2 separate regions of the Homo sapiens genome follow, and region 1 is linked to region 2. Evidence: chromatin loops called from intact Hi-C (ENCODE). Cell type or tissue: pancreas. All regions are shown on one strand. Links, peaks and the distances in the headings refer to the core of each region. The heading gives the core; the rest is flanking DNA.

Region 1 (11,142 bases), core at 270-4,269, 120 kb before region 2:
GAATTTGGAAACTATTTGTGAGTATTCTTAACTTATGGCAATGCAGTTATTTGTATAAGTACAATAAGAATCTGTTTTCGGCCAGGCGCGGTGGCTCACACCTGTAATCCCAGCACTTTGGGAGGCCGAGATGGGCTATCACGAGGTCAGGAGATCGAGACCATCCTGGCTAACACGGTGAAACCCCGTCTCTATTAAAAGTACAAAAAAAATTAGCCGGGCATGGTGGCAGGCGCCTGTTGTCCCAGCTATTTGGGAGGCTGAGGCAGGAGAATGGCATGAACCTGGGAGGTGGAGCTTGCAATGAGCCAAGATCATGCCACGCAATCCAGCCTGGGTGATAGAGTGAGACTCCGTCTGAAAAAAAAAAAGAATCTGTTTTCATTTGTAACAGGATGCAATGGGAGGAACTGGTTATTTTACCAAGGCTTTGACTGGAATGGTATGCTTTCCTTTAAGGAATTAAACTTGACTTATGGAGCAAATAAAGCCCCATGGTGAAACTGGCCCTACACCTTCCCTATACAGGGTTCCTAACCTGCGGTAAGTAAACTTTGTCACTTTCTAACAGGCCAGGGAGCCCCAAGTTTATCTTGGAACCTCAAGAGGAGAGGATCACTGAACTCATAGGTATTTGATGGCACAAATCCATGGCTGGGCTCAGCTTCAAAAAAAGTCTTATCTGAGTTTCCTTCTACAAAACAAAGCTCCATCAAAGCCAATTAAAAAAAAACAAGCCTACGTGAAAAATAATTATTCTTGCTGCATTTTATACAAATAATCTGGCCAAGTATAATAAAGCAAATCAGTCCTATCATAATTTGTCCTTAGTAAAATTAGAAAATGAGAGAGAGAAAAATTATGTTTCAAAAACTATAATACATCTGTTGTTAGAGTCTAGTCTTGCCTGATGTTTTTCAATTTTTATAATTTTCTACAGTATGGGCTGAATTCTAATTTTTTCTTCAAAATTTCTACAAATCTTCAAAATAATGTTTTCAATTTTTCTTGTTTTTTCCTTCTTTTTTCCCCATTTTTTTTTTCTAATTTGGAGTCACTGAAAACTAAGCTGTGCTTTCTTAAAGCCCTGCAAACTGAAACTAGACAACTTAAACCTCAGAAGAAAATAACAACTGACTTACATACATAAGCCTGTTTCATATCTGCCTACTGATGTATAGACTTTAGAGTAATATGACCTATATTGATTTTGCACGATTGCTCTTTTTCTCCCTTTCTCTCCCTATTTTCTTTTCACAGGACATGAGGCTTCAAAACCTGCCAAAAATGAGCTTCTGGGATCTACCTGTCTAGAAATAAACTATCCTATCCAGAAGAAACCTAAGAGCAGATACTCATTTTCTTCTAAAATGCTTTCTCCAAAAGATTTTTGAAAAGTGGGGAAATGTGAAAGGAAAATATCTTGGGTGCCCAAAATCACTAAGCTAAAGGAAAAATTCTAGTTGGGAACTGCTCAGGGCAAATCCGCCTCCCGTTCTGTTCAAAGTCATCCCTCTGCTCACTGAAATAGATATGTATTCTGATCACCTCCTTTGGAAAGGCTCATCAGAAACTCAAAAGAATGCAACCGTTTTTCTCTCATCTGCCTGTGATCTGGAAGCCCTCTCCCTGCTTTGAGTTTTCCTCACCTTTCTGGACAGAACCAATGGACTTCTTACACATATTGATTGATATCTCATGTCTCCCTACAATATATAAAACCAAGCTGTGCCCTGACCACCTTGGGCACATGTCATCAGGACTTCCTCAGGCTCTGTCAGGGGCACATTATTATGTAGGTAGTTACATAACAAGAGAGGAAACAAATTTCAAAGTTATATAACAAGAGAGGAAACAAATTTATATAACAAGAGAGGAAACAATTTAAAAATTGATAACATTCCAAGCTGGGTGTGGTAGCTCATGCCTCTAAGGCCAAGGCAGGCAGATCACTTGAGGCCAGGACTTCAAGACTGGCCTGGTCAACATGGTGAAACCTGTCTCTACTAAAAATACAAAAATTAGCTGGCTGTGGTGTTGTACACCTGTGGTCCCAGCTACTGGGGAGGCCGAGGCAGGAGAATCACTTGAACCCAGGAGGCGGAGGTTGCAGTGAGCTGAGAACATGCCACTGCACTCTAGCCAGGGCAACAGAGTGAGTGAGACTCCGTTTCAAAAAAAAAAATTATATTCTGGATAGGGGAGTCAGGCAATAAATAAAAATGGATAAATGAGTAGATAACTCAGGGAGTGCCTTAATGAAAACAAGATAATGTGATAGAGAGTAATGGGGACCCAATTAGTTGGAATGGCCAGGGAGGGCATTACTGAGGAGGTACCTGTGAGTTTAACCTGAATGATAGGAGCCAGATGGCCAAAGATCTTGAGGCAAATTGTTGAAGCACTGGGAATAATAAGTGCAGAGATCTTAAAAGCAGGAACGGGGCCTGGTGCGGTGGCTCACGCCTGTAATCCCAGCACTTTGGGAGGCCAAGGTGGGTGGATAACAAGGTCAGGTGTTAGAGACCAGCCTGGCCAACGTGGGGAAACCCCGTCTCTACTAAAAATACAAAAATTAGCTGGGTGTGGTGGTGGGCACCTGTAATCCTAGCTACTCGGGAGACTGAGGCAGGAGAATTGCTTGAACCCAGGAGGTAGAGGTTGCAGTTTGCCGAGATTGCACCACTGCATTCCAGCCTGGGTGACAGAGCAAGACTCATTTTGGGGGAAAAAGAAAAGCAGGAATGGATTCATACTTTCGAGGAAAATAAATCATGTCAGTGTGGCTAGACCAAGATAAGAAGTGTGCTATAGGAAGACGACTGACAGCACCCAGGCAAACACGTCATGTTTGCCTCCTGCCTCTACCATGAGTTTGTGCTCAGTTTCCAAGGATAATCCATATCGTTTGCAAAGGGTTTTATCATTCATGCTTTCATATTGGCTATCTTTTTTTTTTTTTTTTTTAGAAACAGTGTCTCACTCTGTCACCCAGGCTGGAATGCAGAAGCACAATCATGGCTCACTGCAGCCTCGACCTCCTGGGCTGTAGCTGTCCTCCCACTTCAGCCTCCCAAGTAGCTGGTACTGAAGGCATGTACTACCACACCTAGCTAATTTACATTTTATTTTTGTATATGTGTATATATTTTTTGACAGCATCTCACTATGTTGCTGGTGCTGGTCTTAAACTCCTGGGTTCAAGCAACCCTCCTGCCTCAGCCTCCCAAAGTATTATGATTACAGGCAATAACATAATTTCTAATAGCTAAAGGCCACATCCTCAGGATAACCCTATCCCCTCTTAAAGTGCCTGCCTACAAAAACTCAAGGCCAGGAGTTGGAGACCAGCCTGGACAATATAGTGAGACCCTGTCTCTATTTATTTAAAAAAAATGTGGCTGGGTGTGGTGGCTCACATCTGTAATCCTAGCACTTTGGGAGGCCTAGGCAGGTGGATCACTTTAGGAGCTTCAGGAGTTTCAGACCAGCCTGGCCAACATGGTTAAACCCTGACTCTACTGAAAATACAAAAATTAGCCGGGTGTAATGGCACAGGCCTGTAACCCCAGCTACTCAGGGTACTGAGGCAGTAGAATCACTTGAACCCAGGAGGCAGAGGATGCAGTGAGCTGATATTTCTAGCTTCTTAACTTTACCAAAGGTAACCTCCTAGGTACTTACAGAAGGCAAAATTTGACAGTCCATGGAAGAGAAGAGAATAGACAAGGTCACACAGATATTAAACCAGAAACTACTTACTTCCTAGGTGGGGAATCGAACCCGGATCGCCACATGTGAAAGTGCAAAATCTTGACCACTGAGCTACATAAAGCGGCAGTGACCACTTTCTTTCCTAGAAGAAACCTACAGTAGTTAATTTTGAACTTGCAAAGGCTTTTAACTATTTAATATGATTTTTAGGGCTATGACATGAACCCTAAAATTCCTGTTCCCTGAAGGTGGAAACCAAAAGAAAGTATCGCCACGTGGTTAAAAGTTCAAGCTCCCAAGGACATAAAACGGTAAAGACTTCATCCAGTTTTTTTGTTTGTTTCAAAACTGCAGCTAAGAGTGTTACTGACCAGCTTGCTGGCTCATCTTGAAAAGTGGGCTTGCTTACAGGTATTTTAAGCCTGTGTTTTATCCTAAAGTACCCCTTGACACAGAAAAACAAATTTATAGCACAAAATACACCAGCTTAAGACTAGCCTTAGAATTCTTTTTTCCATTAATCAAAACTTTACAGAGGAGATAAACACTGATTCTTTTTTTTTTTTTTTTCTGAGATGGAGTCTTGCTTAGTTGCCCAGGCTGGAGTGCAATGGCACGATCTTGGCTCACTGCAACCTCTGCCTCCCAGGTTCAAGTGATTCTCCTGCCTCAGGCTCCTGAGTAGCTGGGATTACAGGCACGTGCCACGGTGCCCAGCTAATTGTTTGTATTTTCAGTAGAGACGGGGTTTCATTGTGTTAGGGAGGAAGGTCTCGATCTCCTGACCTTGTGATCCATCCACCTCGGCCTCCCAAATTGCTGGGATTACAGGTGTGAGCCACCGCACCCACCCCCCATTTTTTTTTTAACCATTCATTCAACAGTCTGCACAGAGAGAAAAGCCAGAAATCTGACTGTTAAGAAATTCTTACCCTTTTGCCGGCACGCCAGGCTTCTGGATTCCCTTTCCCTGAGCGGCCTTAGTGATTTAGCTTGCGACACCATTGCCCTGGGGCCAAGCTGCATCACAAAGGAAATTTTCTTTTTTTTTCCAATCTGGCTAGAGCAAAACACGAGTGATAAAACATAGACATTGGCCACTCTGCTTAGCACCCAATATCAAACTGGCAAGGCTTAAGGTTCCCCCTAGATGGGCCCCATCATCTTTAATCCAATTCCCGACTTGGAGTTTCAACACGTGGTCTCTGGGCAAGATGGTTGCCCTGAGTAACAGAAAAGATAAGAAAGGGAAAGGAGAGAGAGAAAGGCTTTGTCGGTGGCAGGGTGTGGGTAAGGTGAAATGCTCAGGGAGGCCAGAGAAAGACCCACCCACTGCAGCAACACTGAAAAGTTCAGGTGGCTGTGGCTGCTGTTGTGAAGGAGAGGAAAAAGCTCCACATGTCCCACAATCCTGTACATGCCTAACTCTGTCACCTACAGCCATCAGCAAAAAGTGCAAGGCAGATTAATCCAAAGAGAATAGCAGTTAACATCCCATAGTGCTGAGAGGGACTTTACCGAGAGGGGCCTCTAACCCCTTAAATCTTAGAAGGGACTCTAACTCTCCTAAGTCGGGCTTCTAACCCGAGGTTGGTCAAGCATCCTTGCCTTTTATTAAGAGGATCCTCTAACTCACTCTGTCCTAGAAGAGACCCTAATTCCTCTAAGTTGAGCCTCTAACTCAAACCTATTCTTTACCCTGGTACCCCACCACTTACCCAAAGTCGTCCAATCAGTGTTGCAGTCTATTTCCTTTGGATCAGGGGTCTCCTCAATATTGTCCCTTTTGTGGTTCACGAGAAAGCTGTCACAGGACGCCAACACTTACCCAAAGGTAGCCGTTGGGTCAGGGTTTCTGCACTATAGTCCCCTCTGTGGTCACCAGAAATATGTTACAGGAAAGGGGTTCTGATCCAGACCCCAAGAGAGCAAGAAAGGGTTCTTGGATCTCTCGCAAGAAAGAGTTCAGGGCAAGTATGCAGTGCAAAGTGAAAGCAAGTTTATTAAGAAAGTAAAGGAATTAAAGAATGGCTACTCCATAGACAGAGCAGCATTTTTTTTTTTTTTTTTTGAGACAGGGTCTTGCTCTGTCACCCAGGCTGGAGTGCAGTGGCATGATCACAGTTCACTGTATTCTCAACTTCCTGGGCTCAAGCATCCTCCTGCCTCACCATCCTTGGTAGCAGGTGATGGCAATGGCTGGTGCCATCATGCTGGCTGCAGCAGGGAAGTGCAGCGGCTGGGGCTGCACACTGTGGAGCCACAGTGGGAGCCCTGCCTCTTCTTTTTTTTTTTTTTTTTTTTTTTTTGAGACAGAGTTTCCCTTTGTCGCCAAGGCTGGAGTGCAGTGGCCCGATCTGAGCTCACTGCAACCTCCGCCTCCCGGGCTCAAGCGATTTTCCCGCCTCATCCTCCTGAGTAGCTGGGACTACAGGTGCATGCCACCACGCCTAGCTAATTTTTTGTATTTTTAGTAGAGACGGGGTTTCACTGTGTTAGCCAGGATGGTCTCGATCTCCTGACCTCGTGATCCATCTGCCTCGGCCTCCCAAAGTGCTGGGATTACAGGCGTGAGCCACTGCGCCCAGCCACCCTGCCCCTTCTGAGTTGGGATGGGATCTCCCTGATCTGCTGTAGCTGCCCAAACCACAGCTGCAGAGCCAGGCCTCCTGTTCTATGGAGCAGGCAGGAGCCATGCCCTTCTGGGCGGGGCTACAGCCACCCAAACTGCAGCTGTGGATCCGAGCCTCCCTGTGCTCTTGCGGGAGGCGGGAACAGGCAGGATCTGCCCTACCTGGTGCAGCTGTAGCCATTGCACCCGGGGCTGCAGACCTGGGCCTCCTGTTCCAGGAAGCAGGCATGAGCTGGCGACTAGTGGGAGCCCCGCCCCTTCCAGGTTGGCAGGGCAGGAGCTCCTGGTGTGGGTGTTGCTGCCCTCCCAGGCAGAGGACCTGGGTGTCTCTGTAGTCTGCATCCTCGGGGGCCCCAGGAAGGACCCCCATCCTTGTGGGTTCAGGGGTTTCTGCTCCCATTTCCTGGCCTCTCTCCCCTCCTGGCTCCTGCTCCCATCTTGGAGTGGGGGTTGGGGTCGAGCCCTGGGGCCATGAATGGCAGTGGGAAGCAGATTGATTCCTGAGTGGAAGGGGATGGGTCCCCAGTAAGGCCCTACCTTCAGACCAGGGAGGACCCGAAAACGGGGCCGTGCCGCCAGTCCCACAGACCAGAGTGGAGGCACGTGGTGCCATTTCTGGGCCACCCGTGGCTGCTCATGGTCACCTGTGGACCAATTGGCAGGCATTTCCTCCTCTCTGAGATCCATAAAAGCCCTGGGCTCAGACAGAGCAGGGCAGAGGACTGCCAGAGGACAAAGAGGGCAGAGAGACAATAGGATGGGAGGACCTGCTGCAGTGAGGAGCTACTGTCTCTGCTGAGAACTTCAGAGACTGAGAGACATCCAAATGACTTGCCTGCAAAGAGGAGCCACCTGTTCCAGGGCCTCACCTCTGCTGAGAGCTGAACACTCGTCAGGACGACCTGCCTATAGAGAGGAGCTACTCACTCCTCTGAGCTGTTCCAACACTAAATAAAACTCTTCTTCTTCACCCTTCACTTATCTGTGTACCTCATTCTTTCTGTATGCAGGACAAGAACTCAGGCAAAGACACCACAGCCAAAGAGGTTTCCAGCCAGAAGAATTGACACCCTAGAGATTCTGTAAAATTTTGGGGGCTGTCTGGGGTCTGCAGAAGGGTGAAAAAAAGCAAATCTTTCTGTTCTTTTTTTCGGAGTCTCTAAACTCCACAATAGTCAAAATGAAAGAAAAATACCGGGCCTCTGCTAGCCAGTTAAAAGTGACTAGTGTGGCTGGTGGAGGACAGGCTTGCTGGGGAGGACAGTGTCAATCCCCATTCACCCTCGGTTGTGGGAATGTTGGCTTTCATTCCAACATAGTTTCCCTTCACAGAGGTCTAGCTGTTGCGTGGGACCAGAAGGAGGCCGTGGGGTAACTGAGGGTATCTGGCTGAGGCTACACCTCGGTGTTATCCAAATGCCCCTGGACTGACTCCAGTCCCTGACCACCCATTAGGGTGTTGGCAGTAGGACCTCCAGTCTTTCCTATCATTCTTTCTTTCTTTGGGGTTTCCTCTCTTATACACAATGTTAAATGTTAAAAATGTTGCAAACCAGAAATATTACTGGGCAGAATGAGCATTTTGCTTAGTCATCAAAAGTATAAAGTGGAAGGTTTAGAGTAGCACAGATGAAGCAAAGTGTGCCTTCGTATCTGTAAGTAAATTTGTGGTGAAAATGTTCTTGTAATTTACTTGGTTGCCAACTTAGCACCTTGAGGCACAGAAAAGAACCATTGCCTTAGGAAGGAAGCTTTTCTGTAAACATGAGGGCAAATGGTCCAAGGTCCCTTATGTGCAGGCCTTCTTTCCTTTGCAGACCATTACCAACATTGTAGCATTGATTCAGCCCTCCTAGTGGCCATCTTAGGAGAGACTTCAAGGGGTAATCCCAGAGAACTGGGGAAGAAAACCCCAAAGTTACCACCAGCAGGGGAATCAATCCCCTCCACTCCTTCTCTCAAGCTTATCCCAGCCTAGGAATCTTGGTTTTAGGCAGGTCCCAGTCTCAACTGCCCCTACAACAGATGCCTGGTGAATATGGCCCCATTAAGATCCAAGTCCCCCTTTCTCTTCAGGGCTTATTGCAAATTAAGGGGGATCTTGGCAGGTTTTCAGATGGCCCTTAAGGTTATATATAGGCCTTCCAGAGCTTAACCCAAGTATTTGAGCTCTCCTGGAAGGATCACCATGTTACTTTTCAATCAAACCCTGACCAATGCTGCAAAGCAGGCCATTCTTGGCAAGTGGCAAAAAATTTTGGGAATGAGCTTTACATCTTGCATAGGGCCAGGGAAGGGGAGGAGCCTTATCTAGTTGGAAGAATAGCACTAACATTGGAGGACCCTAAATGGGACCCCAATGATGAAATGGGAGAATGGAGGAAGAAACTCTTTCAGGCGTGCATACTTGTGGGCTTGCCTGGGAATGGGCCTAGGCCTTTCAATTGCAGTGGACTATCCATGGTAGATCAAGAATTGGGTGGGAGTCCCACTGCCTCCCTAGAAAGGCTAAGAGGGGTCTTGGTAAAACACACCTATCTCTTGATTCAATAGGGTGACAGCTGGTCCTAGGGGATGAGTTTATTACTTAGTCAGCCCCTGATATCAGGAGGAAACTGCAGAAAAGTCCATAAGACCGGGTAATACTTTAGAGGACCTCCTGAAAGTGGCCACCTTGGTCTTTTACAACAGAGATCAGGAAGCCCGAGAGCAAGGAGACACAAGAAAAAGGCAAAGGCTCTAATAGCCACCTTGCACAAACCTCAGAATTCCTAAGCTGTACCTGTTGGCTGCTGTAAATGCAAACCATTGGAGGGCTAGCTGTCCCTGAGACATGGGCTGCCAGGTCCAGGGCCGGTCTCCCAAATGGTACAGTAGGGCTGATGGGTCCCAGGGTTCCTTTCCCTGACTTTGGTGATTCAGACTGCTATTGCCATCCTGGAGCCTCGGGTGATTTAGGGGATCGAGAGAAGGAGGATGGGCTTCCTCCTGGACTTGAGTGGGCCATTCAGGTCTCTTCTCCAATCTAGGCCCCTTCTCCAATATAGACCCCCTCCTCTGTTAGCATGACTGTGAGGGTCATCTCAGGAAAAGCCCAGCCTCTTAATTGTCGCCTTCTTAGGCTAGGTCCCCAATTCCTGGGACTCCCTTTATCTCCCTTGTTTCAGGAGGACCTGGCCCCACAGCTTCACCTGCTGTTGATAGGCAGGCAACAGAGGAGCAGCTCCTGGCAGTTGCTAGCTGCAATTTGGTGAGGACCATCTGGGACTAATTTAAAGGATTCATCCACCCTCCTTTTTTGGCACCTTTTTGTCCCAAGCTTCAGTTTGAAACCCTGGAATGGAATACTAGACCTGAGGTAGATGACAGTGGGAGTTGAGGGGCACAGTGCAGGTGAGTATGACTAATTCCCGCTAATTAGGTCCTCCCGTTTCATGGATGGAGGTCATGCTCGCATCCATGGCATAGATAAGGTCCAGGGAACTCAAAGGTTACTGACAGTGGAAGGCTTAGGCTCTGCTCAGGTGAGTGTGAATATTCCTGTTGGCTATGCCTCCCACTTCATGGATGAAGGTCACACTTGCACCCATGGTTGGGACTTGAACAGGTTGCCAGGACTCAGGTATATAAGCTTGAAAAAAGAAAGAGGAATGCCTTTTCTGCTCTGTGTCACGTACCCCGGGTATTCACTGGGAAGAGAGAGGAACAAAGGATGCCTTTTTCCCCTCTTTCCAGATGGGTAACCAACCAATCATTTTCAGCCTGCACTCCGTGGGCACATCCTAAATCACTGAACAGGACTTTAGAGTCAGTAGGGCTCCATGGCTTGGGGGAAGGGAACCCAGAAGTCTGAATGCCAGCAAAAGGGTAAAAATTCTTACCAGTTGGACTTCTGGCTTCTCTGTGGGCAAACTGGTTGCAGGAATGATAAAAATCACTATATTCTCTACCCCTCCATGAGTTCAAAAGCCAGAAGTGTTGGCCTTTGTGGCATGGCTGAAGTTGGGTAATAAGAGACTTAGGACTTCTTAAGAAAGGAGTGTTAGTTAAGTCAGCTTAATTAAAAGTCAGCTTAATTAAAAGTAGATGTCCATGGATATCCAAGCTATAGGTATATGTAAAAGGCCTTTATGTCTTTTCCCTTCGTGGATCTTGTTTTTGGGAAAAGGTTTTTTCTTCTCAGTCAACTGAATTCTCCATTTGTGTCTTGCCACTCTTTATGTGCAACATGAGGGGCCCCAACTTAACCTCAGATGGCCTAGGACTCCTTGGGAAAATGGAGGAGGTGCCACTGACCTGTTTTTGGGAAAAACCTCTGTTTTCCTGATAGAGCCTCAGAGATTAGAGGTGGATGGATCCCTCTCAATTTTTTTTTTTAATCTTCCAGCTATGCCTACTTATTAGACCACAGAAACTATGTTTTCCTGGCCCTGGTTCTTGAAGGGCTCCACCCCAGGGCCAGCAATGCAATTAAGAGATTGGCACATGAGGCCGGCCGCGGTGGCTTACGCCTGTAATCCCAGCACTTTTGGAGGCCGTGGTGGGTGGATCATGAGGTCAGGAGATCAAGACCATCCTGGCTAACATGGTGAAACCCCGTCTCTACTAAAAATACAAAAAAATTAGCCGGGCATGGTGGTGGGTGCCTGTAGTCCCAGCTACTAGGGAGGCTGATGCAGAAGAATGGCGTGAACCTGGGAGGCGGAGCTTGCAGTGAGCTGAGATCATGCCACTGCACTCCGACCTGGGTGACAGAGCGAGACTCCATCTCAAAAAAACAAAACAAAACAAAACAA
Region 2 (11,142 bases), core at 4,019-8,018:
TCCCAAGTAGCAGAGACTACAGGCACACATCACCGCACCTAGCTAGTTTTTAATTTTTTTGTGGAGGTGGGGTCTTGCTATGTTGCCCAGGCTGGACATTCTTTTTGATACTAAAATGATCTCATCTTTGGTTAATGGGAGTTTCTTCAAGTTGGCTTTTTTCTCTTCTCTTTTTCTATTTTTATCATGAAAAAAATTTAAGTATACATACAAATACAGGAATAATAAAAGGAAACCCATGTGTATACCTACCCCTAAGATTCACTAATTATTAAGATTTCATCATACTTGCTGCAAAATCATTTTAAAAATACAATATAGAGTCTAACTTTTTTATTCTACAGTGTGTAACGTTTCCCATACACCTCGTGGGCCTAGAAGTGCTAATCAAGACTGATTTGGGCACCTACCACTTTACAGAGTTGGATTGTACCACACTGTATTACTTTTCCTACTCATGGGCAATTAGGTTTTCACTATTATAAATGCGTGCTGCAGTGAACATTTCTGGACCTGTTTCTCTATGCTTGTATTTGACAGAGTCTCTGGGTGTATATCTGGAAGGATAGTTGCTTGGTTGTAGGATATGCTCTGTTCAACCTTAGTAGATATTACTAAATTGCTTTCTGAAGTGATTGTGCCAATTTACATTTACCCTTTTCCTGTTTCACTGTTTCCTTACTGATACTTGATGTTATCAGATTTTAAATTTTTGTTAATCTAACAAGTATAGAAATTGTTTTAATTTGTATTTTCCTGTTTATTGGTGAGATTTATTCATTTATTCACCAAATCAGTTATTACGCATCAGGTACCATGCACTATTCTGTGTTTAATATACATCAGTGGTTGAAGATCCCTACCCTCATGGATCACATAGGCAGAATCAGACAGTAAGCAAGAAATATAATAAATATAGTTGAGTATTAGAAGGTGAGAAGTGCTATAGGGGATTTCTTAGTCTATTTGGATTGCTATAACAATGCAAACTGGATAGCTTATAAACAACAGAGACTTATTTCTTATAGTTCTGGAGGATGGGAAGTCTAAAATCAAGGCACTGGCACATTCATTGTCTGGTGAGGGCCCATTTCCTGGTTCATAGACAGCACCCTGCTGTGTTCTCATGTGATGGAAGCATGCTCTCTGGAGCCTCTTTTGTAAGGGTGCTTATGCCATTCATGAAGTCTCCACCCTTATGACCTAATCATCTCCCAAAGGCCCTACCTCCTAGTACCATCACACAGGTGAATTTTTGGTGGGGGCAGGGGTGGTGGGATACAAACATTCAGACTATAGCAGAGGGGTGTATATTTTTTCTCCATGTAGGTATTATACTACTTTTGTTAGATTTTTTTCCCTAATTGTTGCAAATGGTACATTCTAAAAATTACATTTTCTAGTTGGTTATCACATTACTATTATAAGTAAATGCTTTGCTGCTCATCTTTTTAAAGTATTGATCTTACTCATCAACTCTTATTATTAATAGTTCTGATACTTTAAAGATTCCCTTAGATTTTCTGTGCGACTAGGTTTTGCATCTTTAAATTACAGTTTTTATTCTCCTAGTCCTTACGCTTTTTCTAAGTGTTGAATTGTTTATACATTATTTATATATATTATATATAATATACGTATATAATATATAATATACATATATAATATAATATATATTAATATATGTATATAATATAATATATTATATTATATATTAATATATGTATATATTATATTATATTATATATTAATATATGTATATATAATATAATATATATTATATATAATATAATATATATTATGTATAATATAATATATATATTATATATATATTATATATATTTTTTCTTAGACAGATTCTTACTCTTTCACCCAGGCTGGAGTGCAGTGGCACTCCAGTGATCCGCCTGCCTTGGACTCCCAAAGTGCTGGGATTACAGGCGTGAGCCATTGTGCTGGGCCTGTTTACGCATATATTTTTATTAACAGACTTCATTTTTTAGACGTTTTAGATTTATAGAAATATTGAGCAGATATTTATCCCCTCCCCCACCCCATCTTATAGTTTCCCTTATTATTAACATCTTACATTAGTGTAACTGCCCAACGGGTTCACCTTGTGTGCTGCCTATTCAGAGCTGATTTATGAAGACAGGGGAACTGCAGAGGAGAAAGAGTAATTCACTCAGAGCCAGCTGTGCAGGAGACTGCAGTTTTATTATTACTCAAATCAGTCTCCTGGAGCATTCGGGCATCAGAGTTTTTAAAGATAATTTGACAGGTAGGGGTTTGGGAAGTGGGGAATGCTGATTGGTTAGGTCGGAGATGGAATCATAGCAGGTAGAAGTGAGTTTTTCTTGCTATCTTCTGTTCCTGGGTGGGATGGCAGAACTGGTTGGGCCAGATGGGTGGTGTCAGCTGATTGATCTAGTGCAGGGTCTGCAAAATATCTCAAGCACGGATCTTAGGTTTTATAATAGTGATGTTATTCCCAGAAGCAATTTGGGGAGGTTCAGACTCTTGGAGCCAGAGGCTGCATGACCCCTAAAGTGATTTCTAATCTTGTAGCTAATTTGTTAGTCCTGCAAAGGCAGACTGGTCCCCGGGCAAGAAGGGGGTCTTTTTGGAAAATAGCTATTATCAATTTTGTTTCAGAGTCAAAACCATGAACTGAATTCCTTCCCGAAGTTAGTTCAGCCTATGCCCAGGAATGAACAAGGACAGCTTAATGGTTAGAAGCAAGATGGAACTGGTTAGGTCTGATTTCTTTCACTGTCATACTTTCCTTAGTTATGATTTTTGCAAAGGCAGTTTTGTTAGTGTGATACATTTGTTACAGTTAATGAACTAATATTGGTACATTATTATTAACTAAAGAGTATTTTTTATTTATTTTATTAACTAAAAAATAAAGCTAAAATTCCATAGTTTATTCAGATTTCCTCAGTTTTTACCTTGAGTCTTTTTTGTTATTTCAGGATCTCATCCAGGATATTGCATTACACTTAGTTGTCATGTCTCCTTAGGCTTCTCTTGGTTGTAGTATTTTCTCAGACTTTTCTTGTTTCTCATGACCTTTTATTTAAAACATTCAATGCCTAAGACATCTAGTATAATTTTTAACATTGTAAGAGTGGAGAGCCTTGTCTGTCTTCTGACTGTAAGGGGACTGCTTTATAAGTTTTAAAGTATGCTGTTTGCCATGGATTTTGGTAGATACTCTTTATCAGATTAAGGAAATTCTATTTTCTTTCTTATTTTTTAAGCATTTTTGTCATGAAAAAGTATGGGGTTTTATCACATCTTTTTCTGCATCTGTTTGATCACATAGTTTTTCTCTTTTGATCTGTTTAATATGGTGAATTATATGAGTAGATTTTCAGATATTGAACTGGCCTAGCATTTAATACCCACCTGGACAGGCTATATGTACATTTATATGCTAACACACATATGTGTGCACACATATACATACATATTCACATATGAATATTACACACACTTATTTAATATGATAGATTTGGCCTAGTAATCTATTAATTAGGATTTTTGTCTCTATATTCATAAATGAAATTGGCCTGTAATTTTCCTTTCTTCTACTATCCCTGTCTGTTTTTTGTAGACAGATTTTGTAGCTTTTTTCTTAGCTGTCTTAACATTATTAATTATACTCTAGTTGGACTTAAGCTTTCTGTTTTGGGCCTGGGAGAGATTCATTAAATATAGCTTCTGAAAATATCTACTCTGATCTCTTAGGTCTGCATTCTTCTTAATACTTAAAATTTTGGGATTCCTCATGGTTATGTCTATGTACTGTCTACAAAAATCATAATTATTTGTAGTGGCTATTATTTATAACCAAGTCCTTTTGTTACTTTGGAGTGGATCTTTGACCTTCAAGATGTTTTGAACCTGGCTGGGTGCAGTGGCTCACACCTGTAATCCCAGCACTTTGGGAGGCTGAGGCGGGTGGATCACCTGAGGTCAGGAGTTCAAAACCAGCCTGGCCAACGTGGTGAAACCCCCATTTTTTATATTTATAAAAAATATAAATATTTATAAAAATATTTATATAAATATTTATAAAAATATTTATATAAATATTTATAAAATATTTATATAAATATTTATAAAAATATTTATATAAATATTTATAAAAAATATAAATATTAGCCATGTTTGGTGGCTCACGCCTGTAATCCCAGCTACTCGGGAGGCTGAAGCACAAGAATTGTTTGAACCCAGGAGGCGAAGGTTGCAGTGAGCCGAAATAGCTCCACTGCACTCCAGCCTGGGAGAAAGAGTGAGAATCTGTATCAAAAAAAAAAAAAAAAAAAAAAAAAAAAAAGATGTTTTGAACATTTTTGTGATTGGCAATTTTGCTAGTGCTATCATATTGTTTACATTGTACTTGACTTTTCTTATTCTCCATGGAAATTAGTAATAACAGTATCTACCTCTGACATTTGTACCATATTCTATTGCTTATAAAGTATATTTTATATACAAAAAGTGTTTTGTATTTTGGATCCCAACCATTTGAAATGCTCTTCACCACTGATACTCATAAGAGTGTTACGTACAACACCATCAACTTTTGTCTGGATTATTGCAATAATTATTTACCCTCATGTTCCCTACAGTTCATCTCATACAGCAGCCAGATTGATCTTTTAAAAGTATAATCAAATCATAATTCTCTCATGCTTAAAACCCTAAAGGGCTTCTAAGTACACTAGAAAAGTTCGAATTCTTACCATGATTTACAAATTCTGTTTTGCCAGTGCCTAGAACAAGGCCTTGCACGTAGTGGATACTCAATCAATATTTGTTGAGTTAATAAGTAACTCATTCATTGGCAGTTTTAGAGAAGCATTGACTTGCCTCAGATCTCATAGCTTATGAATAAGTGACCACGTCAGGATGAGAACTCCAAATCTCATGTTTGCAAGTTGCCTGGCTGAGTTACATTTTTCTAATTATCCAATGGACCCTGAACCAGACTATTCTCACTGTCTTCCAGACTCTGTGTACCCCTGTTAATTTGTTTGTGCCTTTCTCTTTCTGTTTTGCCTTCTAAATCGGGCCCATCCTCAAGATTTGGACATAATTCTTTTCCTTTTATGGAACATTGTCTTATGTCTTCAGTACCGTGTACTTGTTTTTGTGGTGGTTGTGGTGGGTGGGATGGCGGAGGTTACAGTGCTAGTGGGAGAGGAACTCTTATAAATACCAGATATTGCACCACATGCTTAGGTAAGCAGTTCCACTTATTTCCCATGTGACCTTATGAGCAAAGAAGCACTATTACTTAAAAATGAGAAAACAGCCCCAGACAGGTTTTCACTTGCATCACCTGAATGGGGAAATCTTCTATACATTAGCCCCAGGAAAACTCAGAGGGCTGTGAAATATTCTAAGGATTCTAAGGCCAAACCTTCTCCAGCTGCCTGGCAGAGCTAGGTGGGTGCCCAGGTGCCCTTGGTCAGGACAGTTCTTCATTATCCTGCTTTATTTAGCCTGTCTCACTTGGCCAGGGCCATAACCAATAGTCTGGCCTATATGTCAACATCACACAGAGAAAATAGGAGCAGGATGTTCTGTTTCTGTTCAATAAAAATTTTGTTTCCAAACACTAAACCTTTTTATAGGTAGTTGTGATTTTTTTCCCTGTCTTTACTTGGGCTTCTGATTGTATTTATTTATTTATTTTCTCCTTTCTGCTTCTAGTATTCTAGTCAAGAAGAAAGCCAGAGGAAGCCATTGCCCACTGCTGCCGCCCAGTGTTGTAAGTGAGAAACTTGTCTATGAATCTCTTTTAATTGTAGCTTTCTGTCGCTTCTCTGAACATGGGTTATTCTGAGCTGGGGAGGGTGGAGATGTCATGTGTGTAAGCAGAAGATATTCCTGAAGCACATCTGTTCAGGCGCCTTTCTCTGATGGCTGTCTATCTATTAGCTTTAGGGAGACGTTTTTCGGTTTTGTATGGGGGGAGTAGGGCTCATCTTTTTTTCTACATTTGTTAGCTTCTACCCCTGGAGGAATGATTTAACCCCCTCTATCCCTGTTTACCTGTTATTATTCTTTAAGGCTCAGTTTAAATATCATCACTTCTGGGTAATCTTTGTGCTGTTTTCTCCTTCTCCCAAGTCTAACTTAGGTCTCTCCTGTGTGCTTCCATTTTACTGTGTGCACATCCATCATATGACATATATATATTTCTTTGACATGAACACAAAGTTTTAAAAGACATAGACATTGTTCCATTTTATATTCTTTGCATTTGGCTCAACACCTATGCATAGTATACCTCAATAAAATTTGATAAATGATTGACTTATTTCTCCTGAGATTGATTTGTCAAGATCACACAGATTAATTATTGAAATGAGCCATACGTTTTTGGTATATTGTTACCCTCTCCCCAGTTTCCCTCAAAACAGCTTGAGACACTAAAGGACTGACTTAGAGTCTGATCTATTTCGCTTTTTCAACCTGTGATATGTGTGTGTGTGTGTGTGTGTAGGGGGATGCGGGGGGGGGGGATTTTGATACTTTTGTGTTGCTCTGTTTTTTCTGAATCTCATGCCAAACTCCATCAACTACAAGTTGAAGATGATGGTAATGATTGTAGCATTTGTTGTTGTAATATTAGTAATAATAAGAACTGTAGGCTGGGCATGGTTCCCAGCACTTTGGAAGGCTGAGGCAGGAGGATTTCTTGAGCCCAGGAGTCTGAGACCAGTTTGGGCAACAAACAGATACCTCATTTCTACAAAAAAAAAAAAAAAAAAAAAAAAAACCAAGTGTGATGGCATGTGCCTGTAGTCCCAGATACTTGGGAGGCTGAGGTGGGAGGATGGCTTGAGCCTGGGAAATCGAGGCTGTAGTGAGCTATGATTGTGCCACTGCACTGCAGCCTGGGCAACAGAGCAAGACCCTGTTTCAAAACAAACAAACAAACAAACAAACAAACCATAGCAGCTAACACTATTGAGGTCTTACAGTATGCCAGATGCCATTCTGAGACTTTAAGTATTCTAATTTATTTAAACTTCACAACAACCCTAAGACAGATTTTACTGTTGTTCCCATTTTTGAGAGCAGGAAACTGAAGCATAAATAGATTGAGTAATTCGCCACAAATCACATAGCTAGTAACTGGTGAAGTAAATATTCAAACACAGAAAATCTGACTTAGTAGCTCCTACCTCTGTGTGAACCACTGTGTTATATTGATTCCTTCATATTGTTTCTGAAAAGGAAAACCTTTGTCCATGGTTTGTGAATCTGTTGGTTGCCTTCAATTTGGTACATTCTATAGGCCCACTTTCCTGATAAAAGTAAAGGCCAATGGTAGAGGTGAACTTTTTTTTCTTTATTTAAAGAAAACCTATTTTTCATATGATTTATTACTAACTTTTGTTTTTTGCTGTTTAGGACCGAACATTTAAGGTCATAGGAGGTCAGAAGAATCTGAATCCAAAACCAGGTTTTCAGGTTTACAGGTCCTTTTCAAAACTCATTGTAATGAGTTCATTGTGATTGATTTAATCTTTTAAACCTTTTTCCACGACTGCTAATGAGAAGCAAAATGTAAAGATTGAGATTTTACTTCCTACTCCTTCCTGGTCTCATTGATGAAATATAATTGAAGCGATTAAAGCGCAAATGCCAAGAGGGCAGGAGGAAATAAAAAACCTTAAATAATCAAGCAACTTTATTCCCATACATTTTTCATATGTTTACAGGCTATTTTATTTTTCTGTGAATAAGCCATTCTTGTCTTTTGCCTGCTCCCTCGTATATTTTTATTTTGAGAAATGTTAAACCTATAGAAAAGTTGAAAGAACAGTACCAAGAGTGCTCATTACCCTTTACTAGGTTCAGTGACAAGCATTTTGCCAGATTTGCTCTTTCCCTCATCCCCCTCTTATTTTTCTCTCATGTTTCTTTATCTCTGTCTCCATACATACATACACAAAAATACAAGTATTTTCTGAATCATTTGAATATAAGCTGCACATGCTATAACACATCAGCGTGTTTCTGCTAAGAGCTAGGAAAGTCAACATAACTGAAATACCATGATCACAATCAAGAAATTTAAGACTGATACAGTAATATTGTCTATAATACAGTCTATATTAAGAACTCCCTAATTGTCCCCAAAAATATTTTGAAAGCTTTTTTTATATTTTAAAAAATTTTATTTATTTTTTAATTTTTATGGGTACATAGTAGGTATTTATGGAATACATGAGTATTTTGATACGGGCATACAATATGTAATAATCACATCAAGGTAAATGGGGTATCCATCACCTCAAGCATTTATCATTTCTTTGTGTTACAAATATTCCAGTTATACTCTTTTAGTTATTTAAAAATGTGTAATAAATTATTGTTGACCATAGTCACCCTATTGTGCTAGCAAATACTAGATCTTACTCATTCTAGATAACTATTTTTGTACGCATTAACCGTCCCTAATCTCCTCTTACCCCTAACTCCCCTTCCCAGCCTCTGTTAATCATCCTTCTATTCTCTGTCTCCATGAATTCAATTGTTTTAATTTTTAGCTCCCACAAACGAGTGAGAACATGTGAAGTTTGTCTTTCTGTGCCTGGCTTATTTCACACAACATAATGTCCTCCAGTTTCATCCATATTGTTGCAAATGACAGGATCTCATTCTTTTTTTTTATGGATAAATAGTACTACATTGTGTTTATGTACTACATTTTCCTTTTCCATTCATCTGTTGATGGAAGCTTAGGCTGCTTTCAAATCTTGCCTATTGCGAACATTGCTGCAACAAACATAGGAGTGCAGATATCTCTTTGATATACTTTCATAGCCTTCCCCCGCCATGATCTAATCAATAACCATACATTTCATTTATTGTCCTGTCTCTTTAACCTACCTTCTTTCCTTCATTCCTTTTCTTTTCTTTGTTCTTTTCTTTCTCTCTCCTTCCTTCTTTCCTTTCCCTTCCTTTCCTTTCCTTTTCCTTTTCCTTTCTTTTCCTTTTCTCTTTTCACTTTTCTCTTTTTTCTTTCTTTCCTTTCTTGAGAAGGAGTCTTGCTCCATCATCCAGGCTGGAGTGCAGTGGCATGATCTTGGCTGGCTGTAAGCTTTGCCTCCTGGGTTCAACCAATTCTCCTGCCTCAGCCTCCTGAGTAGCTAGAACTACAGGCCATGCTACCACTCCCAGCTAATTTTTTTGTATTTTTAGTAGAGACAGGGTTTCACTATGTTGGCCAGGCTGTTCTTGAACTCCTGACCTCCAGTGATCCGCCCACCTCAGCCTCCAAAAGTGCTGGGATTACAGACATGAACCACCGCACTTGGCCTAGTCTTCTTTAATATAATAAAAAAAAATCTGGCCACGCACTGTGGCTCACACCTGTAATCCCAGGACTCTGCAAGGTGGAGACGGGTGGATCACTTGAGCCCAGGAGTTCTAGACCAATCCGGGCAACATGGCAAAACATCATCTCTATAAAAAAATACAAAAATTAGTCAGGCATAGTGGTGCATACCTGTAGTCCCAGCTACTTGGGAGACTGAGCCAGGAGGATCACCTGAGCCTGGGGAGATTGAGGCTGCAGTGAGCCGTGATCATGCCACTGCACCCCAGCCTGGGTAACAGAGTGAGACCCTGTCTCAAAAAAAACCAAACCAAACCAATACAAAAACAAAACTTTGCCTTTTTGGTCATTTATGATATTGATCTTTTTTTATTTACAAAAATAGTTTATTCTAATTATAATCTCTATTCATATGGGGGTATACCTTCTTACAGGTTTCTGGGAAGCAGTTTAGCAATATGTACCAAGTCTTTGAATAGGAATAGGCTTTGACTCAGCAGCTGAATTTCTGGAAATTTATCCTCAGTCATCACAGCAGACAAAGATATATGTGCAAAGATGTTCACTGCAGAATTATTTAAGTAGCAAAATTTGAAAATGACTTAATAGTTAAACAGCAGTAAAAAATAATAGTCCTTAAGATAGAATATTATGCATTTATTAAAAATCATGCTTTGAATAATAGGAACATTTTCATGGAACTTGGTAAAAAAAAAAAAAAGTATTACAGTTATCCCTCAGTATACTTGGGGGATTGCTTCCAGGACCCCTGCACGTACCAAAATCCGTGCATACTCAAATTCCTCACTTGGCCCTGAGGAACCCACCTATATGAAAACTTGGCCCTCTGTATATGCAGGTTTCACATCCTGCATTTTCTATCTGTCTCATTGAAAAAGATCCATAAGAGGACTCATGCAGTTCAAGCTTATGTTATTTAAGGGTCAACTTAAAACCCTCAGTGTGTGTGTGTGTTTATGTATATATATACATAAGCAATTTAAGACTTATTGCTGAGAACTTAATTGTGTCTACCCCCCATTTATATATTGAAGCCTCAACACTCAATATTATTATATTTGGAGACAGGGCCTGTGAGGAGGTGATAAAGGTTAAGTGAGGTCATAATCTGATAGGGCTGGTGCCCTCATAAGAAGAAGAGATAGCAGAGCTCCATCCCTACCAAGTGAGGACACAGTAAGAAGGTAGCCATCTGTAAGCCAGGAAGAAAGCCCTCACCAGGAATTGAATCAGCTAGCCAGCCCCTTGATCTTGGACTTTCTAGCCTCCAGAACTGTGAGAAATAAATTTCTGTTACTTAAGACACCCAGTCTAAGTGATTTCGTTAAGGCAATCCAAGAAGACTACTGCAGATTTTGGTACTAAGAGGTGGATTGTTGCTGAAACAAATACCAAAAAATTTGCAAGTAGCTTTGGAACTGGGTGATGGGTAGAGGCTGGAAGAGTTTTGAGGTGCATGCTAGAAAAAACTGAGATTTCCATGAAGGGGTTATTGTTAGAAATATGGACATGAAAGGTGATTCTGGTGAGGGCTTAGAAAGAAAAGAGGAGAGCTACAGAGAAAACTTCCATCTTAGAGAATGTGTAATTAATCATGATCAGAATGTTGGTATGAGTGTAGATATTAAAGGCAATTTTTGTGAGATCTCAGATAGAAGCAGTTAATAATAATAATAAGGAAATAACTGGAAGAAGGATGATCCTTGTTATAAGGTGGCAAAGAACTTGGCTGAATTGTGTTCTAGTGT

Evidence for each region. Hi-C counts contacts between places; a loop is a spot of excess contacts. Peaks named below come from ENCODE experiments on the same cell type or tissue, not always from the same donor. Only the 100,000 strongest peaks of a DNase experiment are listed, where the experiment ranks them.
Region 1: a loop joins it to region 2, with 2.7 times the contacts of the local background. A loop is called at or near these places in 8 of 110 quality-filtered maps.

What each region holds. Positions count from the first base shown.
Region 1 is chr9:35,132,357-35,143,498 of GRCh38, forward strand. No RefSeq gene overlaps it. Among named protein-coding and RNA genes, the nearest start is that of ATOSB, 22 kb to the left of the region's middle. In pancreas, for the core only: no CTCF peak of the experiment used is centred there; no DNase peak of the experiment used is centred there.
Region 2 is chr9:35,253,263-35,264,404 of GRCh38, forward strand. UNC13B (unc-13 homolog B) reads left to right here. Exons shown (of 40, transcript NM_001371189.2): 7 at 5,731-5,788. Among named protein-coding and RNA genes, the nearest start is that of UNC13B, 97 kb to the left of the region's middle. In pancreas, for the core only: a CTCF peak has its summit at 5,781; a DNase peak (open chromatin) is centred at 5,779; H3K27ac peaks cover 1,341 bases.